Linked DNA regions of Homo sapiens: region 1 is linked to region 2. The links are chromatin loops, found by intact Hi-C in ENCODE. Cell type or tissue: adrenal gland. All regions are shown on one strand. Links, peaks and the distances in the headings refer to the core of each region. The heading gives the core; the rest is flanking DNA. Region 1 holds the start of PRR15L (proline rich 15 like). Region 2 overlaps SP2 (Sp2 transcription factor).

What was found. A loop is a pair of places that touch in the nucleus more often than their neighbours do. Peaks named below come from ENCODE experiments on the same cell type or tissue, not always from the same donor. Only the 100,000 strongest peaks of a DNase experiment are listed, where the experiment ranks them.
Region 1: a loop joins it to region 2, with 3 times the contacts of the local background. A loop is called at or near these places in 81 of 110 quality-filtered maps.

The regions. Positions count from the first base shown.
Region 1 is chr17:47,953,328-47,961,327 of GRCh38, forward strand. It overlaps PRR15L (proline rich 15 like), which reads right to left and starts at 4,556. Exons shown (of 2, transcript NM_024320.4): 1 at 4,330-4,556. RefSeq lists enhancers at 3,224-4,169, 4,170-5,115. In adrenal gland, for the core only: no CTCF peak of the experiment used is centred there; no DNase peak of the experiment used is centred there.
Region 2 is chr17:47,902,460-47,914,709 of GRCh38, forward strand. The region is part of intron 1 of SP2 (Sp2 transcription factor); the gene reads left to right. The region is part of intron 2 of SP2-AS1 (SP2 antisense RNA 1); the gene reads right to left. Among named protein-coding and RNA genes, the nearest start is that of SP2, 12 kb to the left of the region's middle. RefSeq lists an enhancer at 1-145 and a silencer at 1,633-1,826. In adrenal gland, for the core only: no CTCF peak of the experiment used is centred there; DNase peaks (open chromatin) are centred at 2,974 and 3,138; H3K27ac peaks cover 2,639 bases.

The sequences.
Region 1 (8,000 bases), core at 1-8,000, 51 kb after region 2:
AGCTTGCTGCAGACTCCTAATCATGGGCTGTTTTAAGAATTAAATAAAGGGCTGGGCGTGGTTCTTCATGCCTATAATCCCGGCACTTTGGGAGGCCAAGGCAGGTGGATCACCTAAGGCCAGGAGTTCAAGACAGGCCTGGCCAACATGGTGAAATCCCGGCTCTACTAAAAATACAAAAATTAGCTGGGCGTAGTGGCACGCACCTGTAATCCCAGCTACTCGGGTGGCTGAGGCAGGAAAACCACTTGAACCCGGGAGGCAGAGGTTGCAGTGAGCTGAGATCATGCCACTGCACTCCGGCCTGGGTGACAGAGTGAGACTATCTCAAAAAAAAAAAAAAAGAAAGAAGAAGAAGAAGAAGAATTAAAGAAAGAATTTAAGGTAGGGCTGAATAAACCCAAGATTCAGGTCAGTGGGGTGACACAATGCTTTTGGAGAGTGTGAGACAAGAAAAGGGTCAAAGTCAAGGTCAAGACAGGGAAGCCACTCGCCAGACAGAGAGGCAGTGGGACAGGCACACACCATTGCCCTGCAGGGTTGTCAGGAGCTTTGAGATAATTCCTGCCAGGCCCCTCAGGGCCACAGGCAGGTGGACAGCTTGCCTGAGTCACACAGCATCCAGGCCTTTGATGCTCTTCCCAAACTTCCCACTATACCACCAGACCCTGCTGCCAGGCATGGGCAGACCATTGACTGGTAGCATAGGGAGGGAAACACCCTGTGCATTTTGCTTGGAATTCATTACAAAATTAAATATAATTAGTGGCATTCCAAGCAATTTGAACTTCCCAGTGGTGACCAGCAGGGCTAAAGTAACTGCTGGGCTGTTCCTAAGGCAGGAGTCAGATCCTCAGGCTGGGAGTGGGAAGTCCTGGGGGCTGTCCTAGCCTCATGACCACTGGCAAGCCACCACCTCTCTGGGCCTCAGTTTCCTCACCCATCCCATCCAGCACTAGCATTTAGCTCTACTGTTAATCCCTGCCCACAGAGGTAACCATGCATTGCAAAGTAAAACTTACGATAATGGGAATAATTACTAAGGGATGGTTCCCTTTCCCCACCAAGCTTCCACAAGGACAGGAGTTGGAAGGGGAGCTAAAAAGGCAGAAAGCAGTTAGAAGGATCCCAGAAGTACAGGGGAGACATGGTCATCACAGGTTGTACCTTGCAGGGTGGGGCTTGGGGCTGAAATCCAGGCTTCTCCACTCACAGGCCATGTGTCCTGCCATGGAGCTGCCTTCCCTGGGGGCTCACCTTTGACTAATTTCCACAAAGGTACTATATGAGCTAGCGGAACTTCTCGGAGAGGAGGTTGCCTGGACATCATTGATTGCTGGGGTATGTAAGATAGAAGCAGATGACAGTCTGCTAGATGAAGGAAGATCAATGACAGAACAGGTAGAGGAACACTGATGACTGGTGAGGTCGGTGGTCTTGTTCTCAGGATGCCTAGCTGCCGGCTGTGAAAGCTCCCAGGAAGGAAGGCGCAGCCAGTGTACACCAGAAAGCTAGAGGGTATCACCTCCTTTTAAAAACTGGAAGTGTTCACTCCATTTTTGAAAAAGACCAGAAAGACACTCCAAATGATGTGCCTTTTTTTTTTCTTTTTTTTTTTTTTGAGACAGAGTCTTGCTTATTGCCCAGGCTGGAGTAAAATGGCATGATCTCGGCTCACCACAACCTCCACCTCCCAGGTTCAAGCGATTCTCCTGCTTCAGCCTCCCGAGGAGCTGGGATTACAGGCATGCGCCACCACGCCCGGCTAATTTTGTATTTTTAGTAGAGACGGGGTTTCTCCATGTTGGTCAGGCTGGTCTCGAACTCCTGACCTCAGGTGATCCACCCACCTCGGCCTCCCAAAGTGCTGGGATTACAGGCATGAGCCACTGTGCCCAGCCCAATAGTGCCTTTCTTTATGTAGGAGTAGAGGATGCTTTCTCTTCTCTAGTTTTCTGATTTCTGGAATTTCCATGATGAGTATAGATTATTTTAGGGGTGGGGGAGCATATCAAATTTAGGAAAGAGGAGAGCACGACGCAGGCCTAGACTTTACGATGAGCTGAATGCCTGCATCCATACCCCTCGTGCTCTGGTCTCCTGCTCCCCACCCCCTCCCTCAGAGCACACAGCCGGTGGATTCCTTCCCACCTCTCTGTCTGGGAAGCAGCTCCCACATTGCCAGCTCTGTCCCTTTAGCTGGGCTCAAGTAGCAAGAGAAGCTGAGGGGAGATCTTGTGCAGCTCCCGCTCAGAAAGTGAAGGAGCAGTGAGAGGGGCTCCATAAATACTTCCAGGGCACCCTGGAGAGGTGAGCACACCTAGGGACAGCCTGAGAGGTTTGTTTTGGCAGCTTGCCCCACCTGGGCTTAGCACAGCCTTGTACAGAACTTAGTGTTCCAGAATGGGTTTCTGGAAGGAGGTGGGGGAGAGCAGAGAAGGAGGAACAGGGCACTTGCTTGGTCTGTGGGTGCCCGAGTCACTGCCTTGTCTGGAATGAGGCCCACAGCCCCACCACTGCCCATTTGGGGCTGCCAAGGAACTTGGGGAATGGAAAAACAGAAGATCCAGCTCCTGAGACTATCATAACCACCAGATTTTCTAGCTCCAGAGAGAAAAGGGCTTCTGCCTGTGCCATTAAAATTCACCTGTTTTAACAGGTATTTCAAGTTGGCAAACCTGGGGCTTAACTCTCCTTGGCATAAAGGGAGCCACAGATCACGAGGAACTTCTCAGCAAACTGTAGAGATGGGAACAGCCCTTGTGCCCTGCCCTGGGGCCTCCACCAAGGCATCAACTCTGGTGCCCTTGCATCCTAGCCTTGTACTCTGGTCTCTCTAGAATACTCTGCCAGAGGCCAGGTGCAGTGGCTCAAACTATAATCCCAGCACTTTGGGAGGCTGAGGCAGGAGGATTGCTTGAGGCCAGGAGTTCAAGACCAGCCTGACCAACATGGGGGAACCCCATCTCTACTAAAAACACAAAAACACAAAAAATTAGGCGGATGTTGTGTCATATGCCTGTAGTCCCAGCTACTCGGGAGGCTGAGGCACGAGAATCCCTTGAACCCAGGAGGCAGAGGTTGCAGTGAGCTGAGATCATGCCACTGCATTCCAGCCTGGGCGACACAGTGAGACTCTTTTCTCAAAAAACAACAACAACAAAAAAAGAGAATACCCTTTTTGCCAGGCCTTCCTGTCTCTTCTGCCCAGGAGGACATGTGGGGACCAGTAAGCAGGTGTTTGCCCCATTAGCAAGCCTGACTTATGGAAATCTGAGTTTGCAAAATGGAAAAATTAGCCGACTATTCTTTGTTTTACAAAATAACCCAGCTGTAGGATCTGTAAATAGTCATCATAAAAGATAGTGTAAAATCTGATTTGCTTTAAAAACAAGCAAACAAAAAAGGTGATGTGATATCCAAACTTCCCAGTTTCTCAAAGTTGCAAAGAACAAGATATCTACAACCGCCTGCCTGTGCCTCACCACAGAGGGCTGAAAGGGGTTGGGGGAGTGGGGGCAGGTGCTTGGGACTTCAAACAGACCCAGCATTTAGTGACACATGGTGGGCCCTGCAGTTAGCTCGTGCAGGTTCCTGAGCTGGCCGAGCTAAGGGCTGGGCCCTTGCCCTGGGGCCTTGCAATCCAGGGATGATGGAAATCAGCCCCTGAGGATGCCAGCTTCACCTCTGCTGTTTGCACAGCTTTGGGGCCATGAAAGGCCTCATGGGACAGCCTGCCACCCCCTGTCTTTGGTGGCCAGCGCTATAGCATGCACATGGGTGTCCCAGGAGAGGCCCCTCCATACCAGCTGGGTTCTGTGAGCTGCTCTGAAGGGCTTTGCCCAGACTGAGCCAGGCCCCTCCTGAGCTGGGTCAAGTTAACCATTGACTGGGGCAGAGGTGGAGGGGCAGGGGGACAGATAGGGGAAGCAAGTCAGCTAATATGTTGTAAGACAAAACCCCAGAACTCCCTCCCCCATCCCTCTGCAGGGCCCCAATGGCACTTAGGGGGCCTGCAGGATGAGACAGGGGTACCCTGGATAGGAATGGGGAGATGTTCCTACCAGACAGCTGGAAAAATGCTCCAGACTGGGGGGTCAGAAGGGTGGGCTCCAGTTCAGCAAGGGTTAACAGAAAACTACTCAGCAGGAGCTCTGTTGGAGGCCTGGATTGACTCCAAGAGGCCAGTGGGATGAGTCTTGAGTGGAGACCAGGTTAGAGGCCTGGGTTCCTCTTTCCTGCTGGGCTTGTCAGCCCTGGAGGCAGAACCAGGTGCTCTGACTGGGGTCTATGCCTTGGTTTCCCCACCCACCAGCCCTCTGCCTGTACCTGTAATCCCGACTGCTCCAGGCTGGAGGTGAGACCTTTCCTAGAGAAGCAGTTGAGTGTAGGAGCTGCCTGGGAGGGTGAGACTCGGGAAGCAAGTGGTGCCTCCGGGCTGCTGTATCAGGCAAGGCTCAGCCAGGAGAGGTGGGTAGGAGCAGCTGCACGTCAGGTGCAAGAGAAACAGGTGCAAGAGCTGTTACCTGCTCTGCTGCAGCTCCTGGAGTCAAGGTGAACCTGAAACCCAGCCCCTCCCGGCTAAGTAAACAGAAGCAGAGGCCGGCTCAAGCTGATGAATATTCATCATGCCAGAAATCCAATCCCAGCGCCCCTGCATCCACCCAGAAGCCAGGGTTCTCCAGGGACCGCCACGCAGGAGGAGGGAATCCCAAGGGAGATCTGGGGTCAGGGAGCACAGGAGGCTCTCGCTCAGTTTCCCCACTCTTGGGTGTCTGGTTGCACTTCCCAGCTATAGCCAGGGTCACCCCACCCATTTCATCTTCTGAGGAGGCGCAGACCCCTCTCCAGCATGGACCACCACCTGGATGTTGCCCAGGGCACAACCAGGAAAGAGTTAAGGGCTGCTGCTTCCATTGGCAGGCTGGGTAGGACGGGGTGCACCCCAGCTTCCTTTGAACTCCCTGAGTCGAAACCAGTCCCGGTTAAACTGGTTGGCAGACCGGTTCCCAGGCTGTCCCTCCCCTGCCTCAAGCCTCAAAGTGGGGACTGGGTTGGGGGCTGTGGCTTCCTCCTGACCTGAAGAGCCCCTCTTCAAAAATCTCCCTAGGGAGAAAAAAAAAAAGGGCACAGCCTCTCCTCGGGCCAGGCTCTCCAGACCCACCACAACCTCAAACATTGTCATCCCTCTCCCACTTTGCTTGGAGGTGGGCTTCAAGGCCCTTGAGATCTTATGCAGAATTCCGTGTTTGTGGGCAGAGGGGCATTGCTTTTTCTGCATAGATTATACTTTTATCAGACTCTCAAAGAGACCTGTGCCAGTGTCCCCACTAGCAAAGTGCCACTGGCTTCAACTCCTCCCAGATGTCCAGCAGTCTATTGAAAGGGCCTTCCTGGGTATTATAAAGTTGGCAAAACCTGGAGCAAGTTCTCAAGGAAAGGAGAGATGGGTCCCTAGTGAGTCTGGAAGAGAAGGAAGGGCAAGAAGGCAGGGGATGGGCACACGGTTGGGGACAGGGGTAGAGTGTGTGTGCACAGGGGCCTTCGTCCTCACCGATCTGCAGTCTCATTGCCCCTGCAAACCCACCATTGGCCAAGCTGTGTGCAGCGCTCAGCCAGGGCTGCTCTTGCAGATGGCTCCGTGTCTGGGGAGCGTTGTTTTGCAGCCACCCGGAGGTGGCCTGTCCTATTTGCGCTTGCATTCTCTCTCCCCTCGGATGGGCATCGCTGGAGAGTGGAAAACATCTGCTACATACTCAGTGTCTCTGCCACTTCCTGGGCCCAGTGCTACCAGCTTAGGTGCCCAATCCACCCACCAGCTACCTTCCTCCATGGACCAGGTGTGCGTGTCAGGCAAAGGGTGAGGCACGGGGTAGAGAAAAGGCATAAAATCCCCCCTTTCCCTGGCTCTCCCTCTAAGTTACATTTGAAATCCCAGCTCACCAACTCTTAAAGCTGTCCCCCATTTCCAATCCTGCTTCTACTCGCTCCAGCTTCTGATGGCCTCTTGGGTTTGTATTCTCCTCCATCTGAAATAGCCCCCCTTCCCTTAAAATGTCCTTGGGTGGACAGTCCTCCAAAGCCTCCCCACAGCCCACAGCAGAACCCGCTTGGCCTGGCTCTCCTAGGATGGGGCCTCTGCAGCCTCCTCTCATGCACACCCACCCCTGCCAACTCTCCCTGAACACTAGGCTCTTCTCTGCCTGCCTTTGTAGGCATGAGGCTGCCTTAGAAGGGTGAGATTAGGAGTGCTGGCTGTGCTCTTGGGTAACAATGTCCCCCCCATCACCTGTGCGACCCAAGAGAAACTTCTTTTCATCCCTCAGAACCTGAATTAATGATCACACCTCCCACCCCGCCAGGAGTTTTCTTGTTTCCCCTTCTGTGTTCCCATAGAACCTGCTCATATACTTCTATTTAACATGATATATATACCATGATTGGTTTCCACTTACAGACTTTTAGCTCTTAGAGCCCAGAATTATGTATCACTGATCCAGACCAGACATACAGTAGGTACTTATGCAAGCTCGAAAACACAAATGAGAAACAGAAACATTGTTTTTACCCAAAGAAACTGTTAATGTAGCCAATTGCTTTGTCCCACTCTCCCTGGGGCAGGTAAATGTGCAAGAAAACCCATTTATTTGCCTTCTTGTGGTTCCAGCCACAGCTGGCTTGCTGTCATGCTATCATCTCCCTGGGGGGTGATTTGAATTGAAGGATATAATTTTGTAAGGTCCCCTACCTCTAGTGCAAAGTACACACAGCTGTCCCAGAAAGGTGCCCACAGCCTCCTAGATCTGTCACTTTCTATAAAAGCCTCGTCTACTCAGAGTGGATATCTGGTTCAGAAGACAAAAACTCCTTCCAGCTCAGGTGTTGGGAAGAGACCAGAAGGCTAGTGGGATGGGCTTTGGTCTGGGGGATGGTAACTCAGAGTCAGTTCCCCGTTCCCCATCCATAGAAGGAAGGGCTTGCCCTGGAGGTACTAATTCCCCATGCCTCGGAGATCCAGCCTCTCTGATGTCTGAGCCCAGGGGAGCAGATTCCTGTTCTCTTGGCTCCACACTGGAGAAGGAGCCCCCATAAGTGCCGTGGCAGGCCTACCTGTGGCTCTCCCTTCCCAAGTGCCACCAGTCCCAGGTGCAGGTGTGAGGACCTAGCGCATTACCAGGGAGGGGCCAGCCTGGGAAGTCAGGCACAACCCCTGGCCTTCAGGGCATTTATTTCTGGGAGGAGCAGGGCTGGGAGGAAAGTTTGAGATAAGGCTGTGAGCTACGAATATAACTCCTCACGTACAGGCCACTTTATTGCTTTATAAAAATTTTCACCTTTGGCCAGGCACAGTGGCTCACACCTGTAATCCCAGCACTTTGGGAGACTGAGGCAGGCAGATCACCTGAGGTCGGAAGTTTGAGACCAGTCTGTCCAACATGGAGAAACCCCATCTCTACTAAAAATACAAAATTAGCTAGGCATTTTGATGCATGCCTGTAATCCCAGCTACTTGGGAGGCTGAGGCAGGAGAATCACTTGAACCTGGGAGGCGGAGGTTGCAGTGAGGCGAGACTGCACCATTGCACTCCAGCCTGGGCAACAAGAGTGAAACTCTGTCTAAAAAAAAAAAAAAATCACCTTTAAGCACACCTTTCTAAAACTAGGTTTAAGTGTAACATGCTATATACATGCAGTGTGCACGTCTCAAGAAATGTGTTCTTGTTGAGTAAAGCAAGTTAAATTCACCTAAGGGAGCCCCAAGGACCTTGGTGCCCTTTTGGGGTACACAGCCATGGGGCCCCATTGCATTACAAATCTAATCAGCCTGGCATATCCATCCCATTTTACAGATCTCTGCCCAGCAAGTAGATCTAGGCTTCAGGGACATTTCTTCCCTAAAACACGGAGAAGAGAGGTGCTGCCATTCTCCTCAGCTCTCCCCATTCTCTGGAAGGCCAGGAGATTGGAGATCCTGGGGGTGTCCAGCCTGGTCGAGGTGA
Region 2 (12,250 bases), core at 1-8,000:
AAGGTCAGAAGCACAGCTAGGAGGTTAATCCGTGGGAGACATGATAGAAACCTGGACCTAGGTGATGACAGAGGAGGTGGTAGAAGCAGTCAGATTGGGCATATATTTTGAAGATAGAGTGTTTGCTGTCAAGTGTAGGGTGTGGAAAAAAGATAAGGATAACTCCCAAGGTTTTAAGGCTGAGGAGCTGGAAAGATGAAGTTACTATTCATTCACTGCAGTGGCGAATTTTGAAGGAGTCACAGGATTAGGACAATATCGGGAGCACTGTTTGGGGCTAGTTAGATTTTTGTTTTGTTTTGTTTTGTTTTTTGAGATGTTGTTTTGCTCCTGTCACGCAGGCTGGAGTGCAGTGGCACAATCTTGGCTCACTGCAACCTCCACCTCCCGGGTTCAAGCGATTCTCCTTCCTCAGCCTCCCAAGGAGCTGGGATTACAGGCGGGCACCACCACGCCCGGCTAATTTTTGTATTTTTAGTAGAGACGAGGTTTCGCCATGTTGGCCAGGCTGGTCTCCAACTCCTGACCTCAGGTGATCCACCTGCCTCGGCCGCCCAAAGTGCTGGGATTACAGGCGTGAGCCACAGCGCCCAGCTGGGGCTAGTTAGATTTACGATGCCTATTAATACATCCAAGTGGAGCTATCAGTAGGCAGTTGGATATACCAGTCGAGATAGAAATGTGAGAGTTAAAATTATATAGAATCTGTATCTTACTGGTTTCTAAACCCACGAGACTAGACAAAATCAGCTAGGAAACAGGTGTAGACAGAAGAAAGGTCCTGAGACAGAGTCCTGGGGCAACCCAATCATTTAGAATTTGAGAGGAGAGGAAGAACCAGCAAAGGAGATATGGGAGAAGTTAGCCAGAGACTAGCAAGTGTGTCCTAGAGGCCAAGTAAAGAAAGTGTTTCAAGGAAGAAGAGGCCAGGCGCGGTGGCTCACGCCTGTAATCCCAGCACTTTGGGAGGCCGAGGCGGGCAGATCACTTGAGGTTAGGAGTTCGAGACCAGCCTGGCGAACATGGTGAAACCCCAACTCTATTAAAAATACAAAAAATTAGCCGGGCGTGGTGTCAGGCCCGTGTAATCCCAGCTACCTGGGAGGCTGAGGCAGCAGAATCACTTGAACCGGGGGGCGGAGGTTGCAGCGAGCCAAGACCAAAAGGAAGAGCAATCAACTGTCAGAGCAACACGGATGACGTGGTTTAAGAAGTAGCCATGGCCGGCGCGGTGGCTCACGCCTGTAATCCCAGCACTTTGGGAGGCCGAGGTGGTCGGATCACGAAGTCAGGAGATTGAGACCATCCTGGCCAACATGGTGAAACCCTGTCTGTCTCTACTAAAATACAAAAAATCAGTCGGGCGTGGTGGCACACGCCTGTATTCCCAGCTACTCAGGAGGCTAAGGCAGGGGAATCACTTGAACCCGGGAGACGGAGGTTGCAGTGAGCTGAGATTGTGCCACTGCACTCCAGCCTGGCAACAGAGCGAGACTTTGTCTCAAAAAAAAAAAAGAAGTAGGCCAGGTGCAGTGGCTCATGCCTGTAATCCTAGCACTTTGGGAGGCTGAGACTGGCGGATCACGAGGTCAGGAGATCGAGACCATCCTGGCTAACACAGTGAAACCCTGTCTCTACTAAAAATACAAAAATAAATTAGCCAGGTGTGGTGGCGGGCACCTGTAGTCCCAGCTACTCGGGAGGCTGAGGTAGGAGAATGGCGTGAACCCGGGAGGCGGAGCTTGCAGTGAGCTGAGATTGTGGCACTGCACTCCAGCCTGGGTGACAGTGAGACTCTGTCCCAAAAAAAAAAAAAAAAAAGAAGTAGAAGTAGCCATTAGGTTTTTAGCAACATGGAGGTGTCTGGTGGTGTGAACAGTTTTCGTGGCATGCATGAGGAGGGTGCAGCCTGGTTGGAGCAGGTTTAAGAAAAGCTAGCGGGAGAGAAATTAAGGACAGTAAGTATAGGTAACTCCTGCAAGGAGTTTTGCTTGAAGAGAAGGGGAGACATAATGGATCTTAGCTGATGAGGGAAATTTTAACTTCTTGATGAAATTGTAGACATACCTAAGGGTCATTGCCTGAGGCTGGGGGTCTGAGATGGCGGAGTGGGGGGAGATGGGAGGCTCAGTAAAGGGTTAATGTGGAGACAAGATCTCCATTCCTTACTCACCTTCTTGCTTACTTCGGCCTGTGGCATTAGCAAGCCACGGCCCAGAGTTGTTCTCATTGAAATGAAAGCCATTGAAATTTGTTTTACTGTTAATGGGCTCTTTTACCATGGTTTTAATTTATTTGTTTATTTAAAATTTTTATTATTATTTTTTAAAGACAGGGTCTCACTCTGTCATTCAGGCCAGAGCACAGTGGTGCAATCATGGCTCACTGCAGCCTCGACTTCCTGGACTCAAGCAATCCTCTCGCCTTGGCCTCCTAAGGAGCTGGGACTGCAGGCACACACCACCACACCCAGCTAGTTTGTAAACATTTTTTGTAGAGATGGCATCTTGCTGTATTGCCCAGGCTAGTCTTGAACCCCTGGCCTCAAGTGATCCTCCTGTCTCGGCCTCCCAAAGTGCTGGTATTACAGGCATGAGCCACCGTGCCCACCTTATAATAGTTATTATGATTGCTGAGGTTTGCCTCTCATTGAAATATTCAGCACAATTTGGAGTCTTTCACTACCAAGGTTGCTGCTTTCTTCATCCAAATGGATTCTCATACCCCATTTGTGAGCTTTCTTTGAGGTCCAACTTTGTTCTCTAAAACCAGCCAGGGCATGCTTTTCCCTCACCAGCTCTGAATTCTTCCAGGCTAGGCAACTGGAAAAGCCTGGGCTTAGAAACTGCTTTGTTGGCTTACGGCCCAGCTGAGCTGACCAAAATAGCCAAGAGAAAGACTGTTTGCACAGTGTGAAATTCCTCCAGGGGAAATACCATAGCAAAAAGCCAAGAAAGCCAGACCCACGATGGCAGGAACCCACAGGCAAAAAAAGCCGAGTTACCCCCAAGGCCTGGGTTGTGGAGATGGAGCCTAGTTCTCTCCAGAAGAAAAAGCTTCCTAAAGCCTACTGTTGTGGTATTTCTGTAGGCGCGTTTTCTCATTTGCTGGGTCTCAAGAGTAGCATTCTCAGTGAAAGGAACAGTCGAACAGCCTGCAGCCTGGTGGCCAGGGCTCAGAGGTCTCTCTTCCTGTTACGTGCTCTCCCCAAGTCAGGCCTAGAAAGACCGTGGGACAGGGACACACTCCCAGCTCTGTGTTGATGGGACAGTGCCGAAGGGTGCCTGGAGTATGCACTGGCAGGTAGCAGGGTCACCTGCCCCAGATTTGAGGTGGGAGGAGGTCAGGAAAGGCTTTCGCTGAGTGAGAGTATAAATGAGCTCTAAAGGACAGGAGCTGGCCGGGCAAATGGGAGAGAGTGTGCTTCAGGCTCCAAGTGAGACAGGGTGGCGTGTTTTAATTCCAGAAATGAAAAACTGAAGTGTGTGTTGGGAGAGTTGGAAGGGAAAGAGGTCAGGAGGGAGGACCAGGGAGGGACAGGTTGTTCTGGCCTTTATAAGTTTATCACAAGAGCATCAGGGAACAATTGAGGGGGTTAATTAGGAGAGTAGCTGGATGGGATTTGCACTTTAAAAAGAGCCTTCTAACCAAATTGTGGAGGCTGACTAAGGGGGAGGCCAGAGGCCAGGAAGCAGTTTTAGAGGCCGTAGGCAGTATCTCAGGTGGATCATGGTGATGAGGATGGGGAGCCTGGGTACACTATAGGGAGATTTGTCTATGAGGTGGAATCATGAGGACTTGATGATTGGTTGGCAGTGAGGGGGATACTCAGGTTTTGTCCTGATTGGAGATACCAGAAGAGAGGCTGCTTTAACCCAGGATATTCATACAGCCCATAGGCACTGAAGGTGTCCGTGAGCCATGTGCCAGGCCTTGGTGTCTGCAGTTCAGTGGTGTAAACAGACATGGCCCACCCTGGGGAGCCCTCGCATACATTGGGCTCATGATTAGTTAATGAGTGGTGAGTGTTCCCAAAGGAGTTAGCCTCATCTCAGGGGTCCAGAAAGGCCTCTCTGAGGAAATGGCATGCCTGTTACATAATGGCTCTTAAATTATGCTGGGAAAGTCAAACAGCCAGAGACCTGAAGGGTGAGGTCTTAGCTAGTGAAGAGAACAGAAAGAGCTGTAAGCAAGGAAAGACAGCTGCAGACACTGAAGTTTTTCAAGGATCTGGAAGAAGGCCTGTGGTGGCTGAGGGTGAGAAGGCTGGACAAAGAATGGGCAAAGCTGTCGCTCAGTGCCCCAGGTGTCTGTGGCCAGCCCTAATGGAAGACCCACAGAGGGCTGGATGTACAGGTCTAACACGTGGAGCAGAGATCTGGGCCAGACACAGGCCTATGAGTTGGCAGCCTGTGGAAGGTATGTAAAGCCGTGCGAGTAGGCATGGTCACCCAGGGAAAGGGTGCTGGGTGAGGAGAAAGGACAGATGTTGGGGAACATCAGTATTTAAGGGTGGCAAAGGAAGAGGAGCCCACAAGGGGAAGAGGTGGCAGGAGAGGTGGGAGAAAATCCATGGGAATTTTGAGGAAGAGGCACTGGTCAGAGGGGCTATTGGATTGAGCAGCAAGGAGGTCGCTGGTGACCTGGGCAGGTGCAGCATGAGCGCAGTGCCAGGGTGGATGTCCTAATGCTGCCGGGAAATGAGTGAGTAGGGAAGGAGGGAGGGGACGGCAGGGTGCCAGCAGTTTTTCTACCAAGTTTGGCCAAAGGGGTAGGAAGAGAAGGCTGTGCTGGAGGGGACAGGAGGTAGAGGCGGATGATCAGTAGTACATCAAGAGTCTAGAAACTCAGGGGATGCTTTTCTGCTGGTTTTGGAATTAAATTGGTTTCCAATATGGGAAAGGAATGTTGTGTGTGGTCCCATCGGGCACCTGCAACCCCATCCCTATGCCATGCTGCCTTCAAACTTTGTTTGATGCCCCTGGAGTTTTCCATGGAACCTAAGAGAGGTACTATTGCTTGTATAGTAAATAATTGTAAAACTTCACCAGCTTGGGGACTGTTGGGAAAGTTTTAGCCAACCTAACTTAATGAAAAGTCTGAATGATATAACTTTGAAAGCAATGCAGCTTTTTCTTTCAAGAATATGCACTAATCCCACTTACCTATGTTGTTAAGTGTTGGTTTCAGTGACCGGATGTAAACTACTGTTAAAACCAAGTGGCACTATTAAAATGGCGGAAGTGGTATAAAACAATTATTCTGACTAAGGGTCCCTTTGCAATCTTCGAACACCATTTAGGCTCGCTTTAAATAGTATGAAAGAAAAGTTAAGCATAATTTATGTCCAAATTGTATATTTTAAATATAAAGTTCCAAATTAATGAGGTTCTAAAGTGCCTTTGATCATAGTCTTACAGTTAGGTATCTATGCTACCTCTTCTTAACCACTTTTCATTTCCAAACATCAGTGGGAAATGCCTCTCTTTTCCTTTTCGTGGTTAATTCTGTAGTGGCAGGGAGATCGGTCTCTCTTTTGGTTGCCCAGGTCTGCAGCCTGTGGCCATAAAGCTCTGAGTGACGCTAGGAAAGATACTTGCAAACATTGGTTTGAGATCTATAGGAGTATTTCAGGAACCAGCTGGGGAGGAAAATGAAACCAAGCTGAAATGGTGCAACGTCCAGCACTAGCAGTCTGCAGCTTGCTTCAGTAGATTCTGCTTTAACCTCCTAACTGAAGAGTCACTCAGAACCCAGCCCAGTGTCCAAACAGTTTGAGTCCAGGGTAATAAGGACTGCAGAGAGGGAGATGATGAAGAAACGCTAGGCCAGTTTTTATTTCGTCTCATTTCATTTACACTCTGCGCGGATCCTATGTCTCTTGTTTTATAATAGAGGATGTCTAAGAGAGTCATTCACTAATTTTAGCTAAGCAAACCTGAGCCCTGGGGGAGCCTCCTGGGAGAGCCATTGCCTTCCTTTGCAGTTCTGCCAGCAACAAACTCATCTTGTATTTTTATCAGCAACATGGTCTGAGAAGTATAAAAATCTTTTTTTTAACTTATTTTAAATCACTGCACTTTCTTCCAGTGAATAAAAATCTTTTTTTTTTGAGATGGAGTCTTGCTCTTGTCGCCCAGGCTGGAGTACAGTGGCACGATCTTGGCTCATTGCAAAATCCGCCTCCCGGGTTCAAGCGATTCTCCTGCCTCAGCCTCCTGAGTAGTTGGGATTACAGGTGCGCACCACCACACCCAGCTAATTTTTGTAGTTTTAGTAGAGATGGGGTTTCCCCATGTTGGCCAGGCTGGTCTCGAATTCCTGAGCTCAAGTGATCTGCCCGCCTCGGCCTCCCAAAGTGCTGGGATTATAGGTGTGATCCACCGCGCCCGGCCATGAATAAAAATCTTAAAGATCATTTGGTCCAACTTCCCACCCCATCTCAACATCCTGACTCCAGCAGGGACACATGTCCTGCCTCTGGTTAAGTGATTCCAGAGAAGGGAGAACATAGTACCTCAGAAGGCAACTGATTTTCATCTTTTCAAAGTTCTCTCTTGTGTTAACTAAAATCTGCCTCAAAATGTCCACACAGGAGTCTTGGTTCTACCCTTTGAACCCATGTCCCCACTCTGGCACCCTGACCACAACCATTGCTGCTGTCTTCTGAACAAGCTCCAGCTGAAAATCCCCCTTTTAAAATGTCCCTCAGAACAGAACCTGATGCTCCAGATGTGGCCCAAGTGTGTAAACTACAGGAGGATATTATTTTTTTGTTCTATGACTGAACTTTTAGAAATGCAATCCAAAATTGCAGTAGCCTTTTTGGCAGCCATATCTAGATTGTGCTGGCCCCCATTCAGCTTAAAGTCAAAACCTCTGGGGCTTTTCCACATGGCACTATTAGGCTCTTTCTGCCCTATATGCATGTGATTGGTTTTTTAACCTAAGTGGAGGACTTATTTTTTTTAATATACAGACAAGGTTTCACCATGTTGCCCAGGCTGGGCTCAAACACCTGAGCTCAAGTGATCTGCTCACATTGCCCTTCCAAAGTGCTGGGATTACAGGCTTGAGCCACTGCACCTGGCCAGGACTTATTAAACTTTAAAGCCATATATGCCTTTAAACCCTCGATGCAGTGATATAAATTATTAGAGCCTCACAGAAATCCTAGAAGGATGACATTACCTTTGTTTTACAGAGGGCACTAGGAGGAGGCTAAGAGGGACCATCCCACTAATGAACCACACAGTCAGAATCTCATTTAGGTATGGAGCCTGATGTTCTTAAACATTGTACCTACCAGTTTTTTAAGATGTCCTTGAACTCTAATACTAATACCCATTGTGTTTCCAATCCTTCTCACTTTTGTGACATCTGCAAGGTTTTTTTGTTTGTTTTTTGATACCGAGTCTTGCTCTGTTACCCAGGCTGGAGTGCAGTGGCACCATCTCGGCTCACTGCAAGCTCTGCCTCCAAAGTTCAAACAATTCTCCTGCTTCAGCCTCCCAAGTAGCTGGGAGTACAGGCATGCGCCACCACACCCGGCTAATTTTTTTGTATTTTTAGTAGAGACAGGATTTCACCATGTTGGCCAGGCTGGTATGAACTCCTGATACACCTGCCTCAACCTCCCAAAGTGCTGGGATTACAGGCGTGAGCCACCACGCCTGGCCAACATCTGCAAGTTTTACTTGTCGTCTAGATCTTTGCCAAACTTGGGTGGTGAATACCATTCTAAAGCCTAAGTTTTCCAGCCTGTAGGGCACAAAACCAATTTAGTGGGTCACAGCCAGCATTTAAAAAAACAAAACAGAATAGAAAAATATCACGGTCCGTCACATGTAATAAGGGAGTTTTGTTTCAGGAAACTTTCATTGCATGAGCATGGGACAGAAATGTGTGGTGTATGTATGCATATGGTGGGTCTTGATGCAAATTGTTTCTGTAACTGTGGTTCGTGGTCTGATAGTTTGAACACTACCACTCTAAAGGAAAAATGGTTTGGGTTGGCTTAGATTATTTTCATTATAATATTACAACTTAATTTTATATGAACATGAATCTGTGTGTCAGCTCATTGATCTAGCTCCTATAAAGTTCACACATGTAACTACAAAAAAAGCCAGTAAAATTCAAATTATCAGCATCATTCTGAGAGGGTGATGTTTGACTGAACCCAAATCATTGCTTTTCCTTGTAAGCATGGCACAGACTTGACACTTAGGCTCCTTGAGTTCTGCACACCCATCCTGTAGCGTGTCAGTCAGAGTAATACAGTCTTTCCACTGCTTCTAAAGTTATGTCATCTTTCACTTTGCACAGATGTATCGTGAACTAAATGTGCAGAATGAAGTTGTCCTAATTAGCCCACACAGTGCACTTGTAAACACACACACAGGCCCTGAAATGTGCAGGACTTGGTTATGCAGCAGTTACCTGGTGATCTATGGTATATGTTCATTTTTAAAAAGATGATTGGGCTGGGTGTGGTGGTTCATGCCTGTAATCCCAGCACTTTTGGAGGTGGAAGCAATGGGATTGCTTGAGCCCAGGAGTTCGAGAAAAGGCAGGGTAACATGGCGAAACCCCGTCTCTAGAAAATACATAAAAATTAGCCGGGTGTGGTGGTGTGCACCAGTGGTCCCAGCTACTTGGGGGGCTGAGGTGGGAGGATCACATGAGCCCAGGAGGCAGAGGTTGCGGTGAGCCGAGATCACGCCACTGCTCTCCAGCCAGGGTGATAGAGCAAGACCTTGTTTCTAAATAAATAAACAAACAAATAAATCTTTGTTTTGGCTGGTCATGGTGATTCATGCCTGTAATCCCAGCGCTTTGGGAGGCCAAGGTGGGTGGATCACTTGAGGTCAGGAGTTTGAGACCAGCCTGGTTAACAAGGCAAAACCCCGTCTCTACTAAAAATACAAAAAAAATTAGCCGGATGTAGTGGTGGGTGCCTGTAATCCCAGCTACTTGGGAGGCAGAGGTTGCAGTGAACCAAGATCATGCACCCCAGCCTGGGCAACAGAGTGAGACTACATCTCAAAAAAAAAAAAAAAAGATTGGCCGGGCACAGTGGCTCACGCCTGTAATCCCAGCACTTTGGGAGGCCAAGGCAGGCGGATCACGAGGTCAGGAGCTCGAGACCATTCTGGCTAACATGAAACCCCCTCTCTTACTAAAAATACAAAAAATTAGCCGGGCGTGGTGGCGGGCATCTGTAGTCCCACTACTTGGGAGGCTGAGGCAGGAGAATGGCGTGAACCCGGGAGGCGGAGCTTGCAGTGAGCAGAGATCGTGTCACCGCACTCCAACCTGGGCGACAGAGCGAGACTCCGTCTCAAAAAAAAAAAAAAAAATCACAGTGAAAACACACAAGAAAAGAATAAAAAGGCCTCTGCGGAGATGCCTGTGAACCCTGGTCCTGAGACCCACCCCAGTTCGAGACACTTTGCAGCAGCAGACTTCTCAGCACTTAGGTGGAGGCATGCTCAGCTTAGCCCCAGACAAACTAGACTATCATATTGCCCAAGTTTCCTCCTTGTTTGTTCACAAGAATATTATGAAAATGTCAGCCAGATGCCTGTTGAAATAAAATACCTGGTGTATACCATGCTCTTGATGTATCCATCCAAAACCCTACAAAAAAGAAACAGATTTGTTCAGCATGACCTGTTCTTCTATATTATAATGCTATTCCTTGTGGTCACTCCTTCCTTTCCTCAGTAGTTAACAGTACTATTCAATCATTTGTCCTAGGATTTTGCCAAGAATCAGTGCCTGTAATATTACGGGATCTGCATATATAATTTTGCCCAGAGCTGCCCTCCAGCTCCATACACATTTGCAGGTGTGTCTGCAAAGTCTCCCCTCCTCTGGAGTATAGTTTGTGTGGACTTCAGGCCTGGTAACCATTTAAGGCACTGGTGTGCTTTCTTACCAGCTCATCACCTATCCAGGGCTTCAGTTTCCACTTCACCTTTTTTTTTTTTTTTTTATGGAGATGGGATCTTGCTCCATCACCCAGGCTGGAGTGCAGTGGTGTGATCACGACTCACTGTAGCCTTGACCTCTCAGGTTCAAGCGATCCTCCCACCTCAGCCTTCCAAGTAACTGGGACCATAGGCATGTGCCACCATGTCCAGCTAATTTTTAAATTTTTTGTACAGATGGGGTCTCCCTATGTTGCCCAGGCTGGTCTCAAATTCCTGGCCTCAAGCAATCCTCCCACTTCACCTTCCCGAAGTGTTGGAATTATAGGCACGAGTCACTGCATCCCGTGCCTTCACCTTTTCTTTACTTTTCCCCATTTAAGAATTGTTCTTCCAAACAGAGAAGCCTGAGGCCAGCCAAAATGTGAACGGTTCTGCTTTCCCAATATGTATCCTTTTGTTTGTTTGTTTGTTTGTTTGTTTTTGAGACACAGTCTCACTCTTGCCCAGGCTGGAGTGCAGTGGTACGATCTCAGCTCACTGCAACCTCCACCTCCTGGGTTCAAATGATTCTCCTGCCTCAGCCTCCTGTGTAGCTGGGATTACGGGCACCTGCCACCACGCCCTGCTAATTTTTTGTCTTTTTAGTAGAGATGGGGTTTCACCATGTTGCCCAGGCTGGTCTCTAACTCCTGAGCTCAGGCAATCTGCCTGCCTCAGCCTCCCAAAGTGCTAGGATTACAGGCGTGAACCACCACACCCAGCCCAATATCTATCCTCTTTTTGCCAAATTCCTTACAAGGACTCAACCCCTGCGCCTTTTTGTTTGTTTTTTTTTTAAGAGATGGGGTCTTGCTATGTTGCCCAGGCAGGAGTGTTTTGGCTATTCACAGGTGTGATAATAGGGCACTGCAGCCTCAAATTCCTGGCCTCAAGTGATCCTTCCATCTCAGCCTTCCAAGCAGAATGCATCCTGAGCCTTTTTGTCTCTTTTAGTCTTTAAAGTAATACCCCTCTTATTTCTGTACTTACTGAAATCTGCTTTCCAGAGGTCCAGGATTGAAGTCTGACTCTGCCTGGTGTTCTTTTCCTTAGTGATTTATGCACTTTAAGATGGTATAGATTCTTTCTCCTAAAATTCTCATGACTTTCGTTTTCCTGATACTGTGTTTCTTTCTTTTTAAAAAATTTTTATTAGGGACGGGGTCTAACTGTGTTGCTTAGGCTGGTCTTGAACTCCTGGGTTCAAGCGATCTTCCCACCTCGGCTTCCCAAAGTGTTAGGATTACATGCATGAGCTACTGTACCTAGCCTCTTTTGGATGACTTAAGTGCACAGTAGAGAGTCCCTTCATTACTTCCTCAACCTTATTTTTCTTTATTTAAGAAAAAAAGTACAGTAGAATATATTTATCATGGGAAAATGAAAAAGTACAGAAAACCAAGGTGCAAAATAAGTTTAAGTCAAACAAAACTCAACCGCTAGGAGATAATGGCTTAAGACTTTTTCCTATTTGATTATATTCATATATAGAAATATATACACATTTAAACAAAAATAGAATTTACTCTGTTTTCATTCTCCTTGTTATATCCAGTTAGTCATTAGCTCTACTGAGTCTTGGTTGATGCCTGTGGGGCCGTGCCTATTGTACTATGTAAAAGCGTAAATTCAAGTAAAGAATTGACCCATGAGGCCAGGGATGGTGGCTCACGCCTGTAATCCCAACACTTTGGGAGACTGAGGCAGGTGGATCACCTGAGGTCAGGAGTTTGAGAACAGCCTGACCAACATGGTGAAACCCTGTCTCTACTAAAAATACAAAAATTAGCTGGGCATGGTGGTACATGCCTGTAATCCTAGCTACTCAGGAGGCTGAGACAGGAGAATCACTTGAACCTGGGAGGTGGAGGTTGCAATGAGCCAGGATCGTGCCATTGCACTCCAGCCTGGGCAACAAGAGTGAAACTCCTTCTCAAAAAAAAAAAAAAAGAATTGACCCATGTGCTGTATATGCTGCCTGGGGACAACGGCCTTTGTGGTGAAGGCTGAGCATAAAACACCCAAGACTTGGCAGTGGAGCAGGTGTGTCCTCCTTGTCAGAAATCTTGGCTGAGCGATACTTCCCTCCCAGTTTTGGCATCTGTCTACAGCAGGAGTGAACAGGAGGCTTGAGTTTGAGCTAGAGGATTAGCTGGGGAGCTCCCCCCTGCCCACCATAGAGGAGTTCCAGTTTAGCTATGGAGAGCCAGCAGTGCCCAGCAGAGAGGGCATAGCTGAGTTACAGAAGAGAGTCCTGGTATAATCTTGGTTAT